Regions from separate parts of the Mus musculus genome. Here region 1 is linked to region 2. A link is a contact called in ENCODE Hi-C or POLR2A ChIA-PET data. All regions are on one chromosome and are shown on one strand. The core of a region is the stretch at or near the end of the contact, and the rest is flanking DNA. Distances in the headings are between cores, read along the strand shown. Region 1 overlaps Pced1b (PC-esterase domain containing 1B). Region 2 holds the start of Pced1b (PC-esterase domain containing 1B).

Region 1 (5,236 bases), core at 2,635-5,134, 44 kb before region 2:
ATAGGCATTCTTGTTCTTACACACCAGAGAAAAACTGTCAAGATTTCTGTTTTATAATAAAAAGCCACTGGGACTGGGAAGTGGCTCAGGAGGTAAAGATCTTGTTGTGAAAGCATGAGGACTGGGGCTCAGCTCCCCAGCACGCACGTACATGCCAGGTAGGTGTGGCAGTTAACCTGTAATCCCGGAGCTTCAAATACAGACAAAGGGGATCCCCAGAACAGTGGTCAGCTAGACTAGACACATGGTGAACTTAATGGAGAGACCCTGCCTCAAAGAATAAGGTGAAGAATAACTAGAGAAAATTTCTGATGTCATTCTTGCATACATACATACAGACAGACAGACATACACACAAATATTCATTCACATGTGTACAGCACACACAAAGCATATTTAAGAAGAATCACATACCACATATGCACGCACACACTGCATGAACATGTACATGCATGTGGACATCCATTCGCATATGTACATCATACATACAAAACACAGGTAAGAAAAAAACATACACAAACACATGCACCTGGACACACATGTAGACTTTCATGCACACATGTACAACACACACACACACACACACACTATCCTATTAGAATAAGCCATGTATAGCCTGTTCATGTGTGTCACACTTGTAATTCCAGCATTTGAGAGCCTGAGGGCGGAAAGGTGTAAGTTTGAGGCTCGCCTGGGCTGCAGAGTAAGATACTGCCCCCCAAAACAAACAAACAAAGAAACAAACAGCTTTAAAAAAATATTCATGGTTGATACAGTCCAAGATCTCTGATCTTGTCAGTAAATGTGCATATTAGTATTTAGATGCTTAGACAGTTTGACTCAAATGATCTAGTTACCCATCAAAACCTTACACTATCCCAGTATCAAACTATTACAAAGAACCGCGCAGCCTCCTATGTTAAACATAGAACTTACAAATGTAGGGACTGGAAAAATACTTAATAAAAACCAATCTATTCTTTTTATAAAAAAAAATCACAAATCAAAACTAGCCTTTCACCCTTTAGATTATAAAGATGTCCCCTTCTGTGGAACTGTGACCCACGAAGCCTTTGCGGTAGGAGGCTGACATCTGGGGATGAGGGAGACTCAGGTGCTTTGAGAGGCTTTGCACATCCTGACGGGACAAACGATTATTGCTGCAGACAGAGGGTATCGGAACCTCTTCTGGAGTCAAGACTCACCACGCTGCGGGTGTGTCTGTAAACATTTATATCACAAGATGCTGTAATTGTGTTCTGGAAACTTGGCACTCTGTGGGAACAACTGAACAACTTAGCAATGAAGGTCATTTTAAAGAGAAACTTGAGAAAATAAATGACATTTTGAAACAAAATACTATAGAAATGTCCTGGCAGAAATCCTAACACTTGGAGATGTCCCTCAGTTGTGGAGAATCTATCTAGCACACACAAGGCCCCCGATCTAAGGCCCAGAGACTAGGAAAGATGGCCAAACATATAAGACCAGCCCTTGGAAGGGGCAGGAAGATCAAAGGTTTTAGGCCATTCTTGCTTGGATAGTGAGTTTGGGGCCAGCCTGGGCTACATGAGAGACCCTGTTTCAAAAAGATCAAAATGATTGATTCTGGAATATTTTCTTTTTGGACACTCTTCGAATATTACTTATTTATTTACTCATTTGTTTATTTACTATGTATTTATTATTATGTATTGTTTTGCTTTGTTTTTCAAGACAAGGTTTCTCCCTGTGGCCTTGGCTGTCCTGGAACTCACTCTGTAGACCAGGCTGTCCTGGAACTCAGAGATCTGCCTGCCTCTGCCTCCTGAGTGCTGGGATTAAAAGTGTGTGCTGCCACTGCCCATTCATATTTTATTTTTTGTTAAAAATATGCTTCTGAGCATAGACTTTCAGTAAACTGATTCCAAGGAACAAAGGTTGATGTGAAATAAAAAGATCTACTGCTCTCAGAGGACAAAAGACAGTCCACACAACTTCACAGCACCCGAGCCTCGGCCACAGGCTGACACTGTTGCACACGGGTGCTTTCTACATGCACAGAAGAGGACCTTCATATAAAAAGACTATGTGAAGATCTAAGAGAGAGATCTACAGGATGATTCCAGCAATCACTGTGTTGCCACATCATGTGGAAAACACACGGCTGATAAGTGACTGAGGAACTTGGCCCCTGTGGTGGAAGAAGAAGAGCCAATCAATGCCAGAACTTTAGATGCAAAGGGACTGATTATACTCTAATTTAAAATGTTTCTAGAAGGAGAGGAAGACTGGGGAAATTGAGTATTCACAACTTCCTCTTTAAAATCAGTTTCTAGTTGTCCCATGAGCATGGCTGTAACTTAATGTCCCCATGAGCATGACTGTAGCTATCTAGTTGTACCCATGAGCACGGCTGTAGCCTAATGTCCCCATGAGCAAGGCTGCAGCTTTATGCCCAAACATTCTAAACTTGTCTTTGAAAACATAAAAAGTGGGAGGCTCTGAAAGACTGGAAACATTGGGAGCGGCAGGAAGGCAGGAAAGCATCCACCCAGCAGGAACCATAGGAAGAAAGGACGCTGCCAACTGTTCCATTCCTGTGACATTATTGTAACGGAGAGTGCAGAGAAGCTGGCAGCTCTCGGTTTAAGCGGGACCCCAGGGCCATTTATTTACCCGTTGTAAAACATTTTTTTTTTCATAATCGATGTGTCATGCTCTGATGACAACCTTCCGATGCATTTAGACAACACCATGTTTAATCAGACCGTAGTGAACTAGTCTGGAATTTAATTATATTGCTGGATTTTCTCATTGATATTTTTGAAGAAGCTCAACTGACACGCACACAGTTCAACTGCTAATGTGATAGTTTGTATATGCTTGGCCCAGGGAGTGGCGCTATTAGAAGGTGTGGCCCTGTTGCAGCAGGCATGTGTCACTGTGGGCAAGGGCTTTACTGTTGGAGTGGCCTTGTTAGAGTAGGTGTGTCACTGTGGGTGTGGACCCTCATCCTACCTGCCTGGAAGCCAGTGTTCTGCTAGCAGCCTTCAGATGAAGATGTAGAGCTCTCAGCACCTCCTGCACCATGCTTGACTGGATGCTGCCATGTTCCCGCCTTGATGATAATGGACTGAACCTCTGAACCTGTAGACCAGCCCCAATTAAATGTTGTCCTTATAGGAGTTGCCTTGGTCATGGTGTCTGTTCACAGCAGTAAAACCCTGACTAAGACAGCTTCCCTTCTCCCCACCTCTATAGACCTTATGAAGTCTTACTCAGCAGCAACCATGGAAGCAGACTTTCCTGCAAACGTGCTGTAAGACAGCTAGCTTGATGGAAGCCAGATGCTCCCTCTGTGAGGCTCACCCGAGCTCTGTGTGTCGGTGGCAGTGTAGGTGGCTGAGATCTCCATCCCTTCTGCAGCTGGAGGGTGTGGTGCCAGCAGCCCTAGGCTTCCGGGATAGGAACACATGCTTATTCCAAAGAAAGAAAGCGCTGCACACAGGGCGAGGAACAGCAAGAGCGGCGGGGAGGAGGGGTTGGGGCCGAGAATAAGTCAGGGCGGCAGACTTGTGCGCTGGAACTGGTGTGTTACAAAGGTTACAGGGCAGTTCCAGGCCCAGGTCCCAGGGGAGCGTTCTCTGGATACTTCCCAGAGTGCTAAGGTGACAGACCAGAGCGTGAGAAAGCAGTACTTTCAGGATGGAAAGCCAGATTTTAATGAGCTGAAATGCCTTTCCTCAGAGGCCAAACGAGATAGACTTAAAGGCAGAAAGGCCTGGGCTTGAATCTAAACTCCTGAAGTTACAGTCTTTCCACACCTCGCCTCTCTCATCCAATGGGATCCGTCAGCACGCAGCTCCTTCTGCCCAGCTCGATGGTAGAAGGTGAGTTTCAGCTGCGGTGTGTACAACGTGTACACAGGATCTGAATTCTGACAGCCGGTCTACACAAGCGTGCCTCTCATAAGAGCTCTACATCTCTCCCTAGCTCCAGAAAACCTTTAACACATCTCCAAAGACTCAAACCTCAGTGTTTCTTTCTGCCTCTGTAATAGGGGTTTCAGAAGGGACAGGGAATTAGGAAAACATAGGGAAGGCTTGCCCCCTCCGTGCACCTCAGGATGGAGTCTGTGATTCACAAAGCCACAGTCTTCGAGACTACATACTGAGAGTAATATTTCTCTATGCACATGCCATATAAACTTAAAGGCAGTTCAAGTCTGGTAAACGTGGGCTTCCCGTCTCTCCTTTGGGATGTGGATGGGATAGAATGTGGAATGAGTGAGCTGCAACGTAGCCTGGCTCAGCTCTATGGAAGAGAGTCATCAAAAGTATGAATGTTGAGCAAAGAGACGTAGAAAAGTCCTCCCCTCATTTCCATACAAGGAGGAAAAACATCTCACCATGCCTGAGTGTTGAGCTAGCCCCTGTCTGTGAGCGGCTATCACAGCACCAGGCCTAGTGTGTTTGTGTACGAAAGGCTGGACACTGGGACTCACCTGTGATTTCTAAATCCGGAGTTCTTTCCACCCTGCGACTTCCCACAGGTGTCTGTCAACCACATGTCTACATCCTGGACTGGGAGACTCCTTCCCTGTCACAAGGATTCCCCGGTGTGCCTGGACACATCCATGAGTCCTAACCCAGCACCTGCCACTCCTTCAGGGGATGAAGGAGACATTTCCAAACAGCTGGGCAGACACTGTGTGTTCTTAAAGAAAACTCCAGAACCCAGCTTCAGATACCAGACAGAGTGCAGGCATTTAGCTGACCCATCCTTACATGGGCTTCTACACGCAGCAGGGCAGCCACCCCTGTGAGGGCCTGGCCGTCGGCCTCTCCCACACAGAAACTCTCCCTGTGCACGACAGGTTGAGACGCTTTGCTGTTGAAGGACACCTTGGTCTACCAGCTGAAAGGAAAATACCTAAATAACACCAGTGCTTCCTAGAGCCCAACAGAGGAGGGAGGAGCCTTTTAAAGGACACAAGAATAAAAAGCTAGTGTAACAGTGACAATTACTATGACTTCATTCGTTTCTATTACATTATTACATCATTAATCTGACTTCACACATTTCTATTACAGGATCATAATAGTAGAAGGTTGTGCTAATGGTGTCTGTCAACTTGACACAGACCTAAACGTATCTGTGATGAGGGACTCTTACATTGAGAAAACGCCTCCATAAGGCCGGTTTGTAGGTATGTCTATGGGGCATTTTCTTGATTAATGATTGCTGCCAGGAG
Region 2 (4,659 bases), core at 444-2,943:
TTCCCAATTTCCTTCCATTTAGGACTGCAAAACCCAGTCACTTACTGGTCATTTAAATAACATTCCTTTGATTACCTGACTCCATTTCCAGGTGACCGCTCAGCTTTGTGACTTTGAGCCTTAAACCCGAGGTTTTCTTGGGGGAAGCCCGGGGGTTGGGGGTGTGCGTGTGGTCTGATAGGAATCTTAAACCTATTTCTCTGGGGAAATGAAGAATGCACCCCTGGAGCACACTAGGCTGGATGCTTGTGGTTTTAAAAGTCAATCTTTAGTGAAAGTGAAACTAACAGGAACCAAGTTGCCCTCCCTTGAAAACCCTGAATCGCTGAGCTCTCCCGGAACCAGTCCACATTAACGCAACACACAGGTCCATCAGATCCATGCCAAAAACTCACTCAGGAAGTTTTCCGATAAATTTAAGGATGCCGTGGGGGGGGGGGGGGATCATTTTGGTTTTTAAAGTTGTATTCATGTGCTCTGCCCTCACTGTCTCCCCAATTTTGTCTACCTTTCATTGGCTCCCTAAGCCCTTCTACTGTGGCTAGCATGGTTTTTTAGGGACAGTAATTTATTTCTTTTAATCCGTACACAACGGCCAAATGGATCACTTGGCTCAGTCAAATCCCATCGTTTAAGCCTTTAAACAAGAATGGATTTGTAATCGAAAAGCCCACCAGCTTCAAGCTCTCTCCCTCATTTTCACATGGCCTTGTTCAGCTTGTGCCTTCCGAGAATGCTAGCTCAGTCTACTGGAGCCCTGGTGGCTGTAGGGCCTCTAGGGGACAAGTCCTTCTGCGTAGCCACCCCTACCGAATTAATCCTAGTCCTGAAGCCGCCAGCGCGACTCTGGATTTTTTTTGTTTTTGTTTTTTTTGTTTATTTTTTTTAAAGGCTAATGCCCTTATCTGTGCATTCCAACCGGAAGCCTTCTTTCCTGCCCCTTTGCTTCTAGAGCTGGGCCCGGTGCCTCGGGCCGCCGTCTCCGAGTTAGGAAAAGGGCTCGAACTTTCCCAGGGAACCGGGGGGCGTCCCCGCGGCGCCTCCGCACCCCCTCCCCCCGCAAAGCCCCGGTGGTGCCCGAGGGAACGCGCCGCGGCCCTCGCTCCTGTCCTCCTCCTCCTCCTCCAAACCCGGGCGGGGACCCCAGCAAGCACCCGGTGCACAGCGCCCGCCAGGCCCCTCGCCCCAGCCCCTAAAGCCAGGCTCCGAGATCGGGGTGGGGTGCCACCTGCGGGCCACCGCCCGCGGGCTCCGGCGCGCGGCACCCCGGCACCCTGGGCGGCTCCCTACCGGGCTGGGCGGCTCCCCCGCGGGCGCGGGGCGAGGGGCGCGGGGCCTGGGGGTGCAGAGTCGCAGGCCTCGCTGCGGTCCCACCCGGCCGAGAGGCGGCGCGGAGCCCGCACGGGGCCGCCTCTGCGATTGGCTGCGCCCCCCCTCCCCTGCTCCGCCCGCCGCGGCGCCCGAGGAGCGAGGACGCGGGGACCCGCCTCCCGCCCGCTCCCGACCCCGGGCGCACGGGATAAAAGGCGGGCGGCGGGCGCGGGAGCCCGGGCCCTGCAGCCTGCGAGCGCCACCGGCGGGCCGGCTTCCCCCGCCGCCCACCCCGCTCCCGGCGCGGCCGAGCTCCGGCGGTACCTGCAGCCGAGCGAGAGAGCCGGGGAGCCCGCGCCGCTGCCTCGAAACTCGCCAAAGTTGAGAGGCTGCCGCCCACCGGGAGCTGGAGGGAAGGTGCGAGCGCGCGGGGCGCAAACCGGCAGGCGGACGCGCGGACCTTCCGAGCGCACCGCCGTCGGCGGCCTCTCCGAGCCGCTGCGGCTTCCCAGCGCTGTGAGTGGTCGGCTAGACCGACGGCTGGCTAAGTATTTCCGTTCAATTGTTTATGGGATGCGATTGTGTGTTTTTGTGTGTGTCGGTGGAGGGAGTTAAGGCAGAATGCATCCTTTAGAAACAAAAACACACAAAAAAGCCTGAGTTTCTCATGCTGAGACTGTCGCATTGAGAGAAGGTACCTGGAAATCTCACTGAGTTGGAGTAATCTAGGAAAAATGCATATAACAGGTTCTTTATTAAAAAGCCACCCCTGTTGGAGATGGAACCCATTTCAAAAGTTAATTGGAATGAAAGCAATTACGGAATAACTCTAACGGGTTAACTAGTGGCAGTTAACTTGTACTTTTCTCCCGTTTTAAATGTTGTTACCAGATTGGTGGGAGACTGAGCTGATGAGAAGCGACTGGCAAGAGACTCAGAGGCGACCATAATGTCGTTAAGGTTCCACACACTGCCCACCCTGCCTAGAGCTGTCAAACCGGGTTGCAGAGAGCTGCTGTGTCTGTTGGTGATCGCAGTGATGGTGAGCCCCAGCGCCTCAGGAATGTGCCCCACTGCTTGCATCTGTGCCACCGACATTGTCAGCTGCACCAACAAAAACCTATCTAAGGTGCCCGGGAACCTTTTCAGACTGATTAAAAGACTGGATCTGAGCTATAACAGAATCGGACTGTTGGATGCCGACTGGATCCCGGTGTCGTTTGTCAAGCTGAGCACCTTAATTCTTCGCCACAACAACATCACCAGCATCTCCACGGGCAGTTTCTCCACAACCCCAAATTTAAAGTGTCTGGACTTATCATCCAATAGGCTGAAGTCGGTAAAGAGTGCCACATTCCAAGAGCTGAAGGCTCTGGAAGTACTGCTGCTGTACAACAACCACATTTCCTATCTGGACCCCGCAGCGTTCGGGGGGCTTTCCCACTTGCAGAAACTCTATCTGAGTGGGAACTTTCTCACACAGTTCCCTATGGATTTGTATACTGGGAGGTTCAAGCTGGCTGATCTGACATTTTTAGATGTTTCCTATAATCGAATCCCTTCCATACCGATGCACCATATAAACTTAGTGCCGGGGAGACAGCTGAGAGGCATCTACCTTCACGGGAACCCATTTGTATGTGACTGTTCTCTGTACTCGTTGCTGATCTTTTGGTACCGTAGGCACTTTAGCTCCGTGATGGATTTTAAGAATGACTATACCTGTCGCCTGTGGTCTGACTCCAGGCACTCCCACCAGCTGCAGCTGCTCCAGGAGAGCTTTCTGAACTGTTCTTACAGCGTTATCAACGGCTCCTTCCACGCACTTGGCTTTATCCACGAGGCTCAGGTTGGGGAGAGGGCGATCGTCCACTGTGACAGCAAGACTGGCAATGGAAATACTGATTTCATCTGGGTCGGTCCCGATAACAGGCTGCTGGAGCCAGATAAAGACATGGGGAACTTTCGTGTGTTTTACAACGGAAGTCTGGTCATAGAGAACCCTGGCTTTGAGGACGCCGGGGTATATTCTTGTATCGCAATGAACAGGCAGCGGCTGTTAAACGAGACGGTGGATATCATGATCAACGTGAGCAATTTCACCATAAACAGATCCCACGCCCACGAGGCGTTTAACACGGCCTTTACCACCCTGGCTGCCTGCGTGGCCAGTATAGTTCTAGTGCTACTGTATCTGTACCTGACGCCGTGCCCATGCAAATGCAAAGCCAAGAGACAGAAAAACACGCTGAGCCAAAGCAGTGCCCACTCGTCCATTCTCAGTCCTGGCCCCACTGGCGATGCCTCTGCTGACGATCGGAAGGCAGGTAAAAGAGTCGTGTTTCTGGAGCCCCTGAAGGACACGGCGGCCGGACAGAATGGCAAAGTCAAGCTTTTCCCCAGTGAGACCGTTATAGCCGAGGGCATCTTAAAGTCCACCAGGGCAAAGTCTGACTCAGACTCAGTCAATTCCGTGTTCTCAGACACACCCTTTGTGGCATCCACTTAGCTGGGTGCCTGTGTTCGTCTGGTGTCGTGATTTAAAGTCTCCCTGCTTTAACTTTGGTCCGAAGAATTAATAGCAGGACGGGGTGAAAACCCTATTTTGTCTTTTGAGATGAAACCAAATGGTGTCTTTTTAAGATGGTTGCTAGGAAGTGAGGCAGAGCACACTGGTTGCTTCTTGGACTGGGTCAGGAGACGGTTGAGTTTGAGAGTTTTGAGTAACAGCATCTTAGCCTTCAGCATCGCCGAGGATTTCAAAGCTGCCTTGAAGGCAGTAGGACCAGCCATTATCTCTTTATTTGGTTATCTTGAAGGAAAAATGGAGCTATGTGTTAGCATTCTTTAAAAATAGACTCTTTTTGACTTACTAGAACCAAAGTTGAGCTGAGCTTTTTTTTTTCTTTTAAAGAAAAACATTAGTGGCTTCTTTCCCTTTTAAAAGATATAGAAGGAAGAATTGGCTATTTATAAAGCATAAAGTTAGCATAGAGGTTTTTCAGCCAAAATCATCATTTCAGACCAGAATGACAAACTTATAACATCCACAGGGTTCTGCCACATCCCATGTAGTGCAAAGGGACATTTAGCTGTTTAGCTGTCTTCTCCGTCCTCGCTGTCCTGAATACCCTGGTACAAAAGATCTCGCTGAAACATTAAAGATGTCATTATTTGTTGCAAAGAATATGTGTCAGTACCGAAATGTCTGAGTAACTCCCTAAACCTTCATCGTAGCAGACTCACGGCTGTCCGTCTGCTTGTGTATCTGTAGAACCTTAAGTTATGTGAATGGCTGAGTAGACCCTAATGTGCTGTGTTTCAGGCATTTAAATCCATGCAAATACA

The links. A loop is a pair of places that touch in the nucleus more often than their neighbours do. ChIA-PET counts read pairs that join two places held with the same protein, here RNA polymerase II (POLR2A).
Region 1: a map of left cerebral cortex shows a loop between it and region 2 (4-fold over the local background). The contact joins the enhancer-like site here to the promoter of Pced1b in region 2. A Hi-C loop is called at or near these places in 1 of 37 maps with a recorded cell type or tissue (left cerebral cortex). POLR2A ChIA-PET finds 5 or more read pairs at or near these places in 1 of 5 experiments (embryonic stem cell).

Annotation. Positions count from the first base shown.
Region 1 is chr15:97,290,113-97,295,348 of GRCm38, reverse strand. All of the region lies in intron 3 of Pced1b (PC-esterase domain containing 1B), which reads right to left. Among named protein-coding and RNA genes, the nearest start is that of Amigo2, 45 kb to the right of the region's middle. Within about 2 kb of position 3,884, at least 1 of the 3 ENCODE cell types and tissues checked has a DNase peak (open chromatin) inside an H3K27ac peak, as active enhancers do; it is left cerebral cortex, where a contact is called at or near this core.
Region 2 is chr15:97,244,141-97,248,799 of GRCm38, reverse strand. Pced1b (PC-esterase domain containing 1B) reads right to left here and starts at 1,693. Exons shown (of 6, transcript NM_172293.4): 1 at 1,636-1,693. Amigo2 (adhesion molecule with Ig like domain 2) reads left to right here and starts at 1,513. Exons shown (of 2, transcript NM_001164602.1): 1 at 1,513-1,827; 2 at 2,203-4,659. The coding sequence starts at 2,261. The coding sequence ends at 3,820.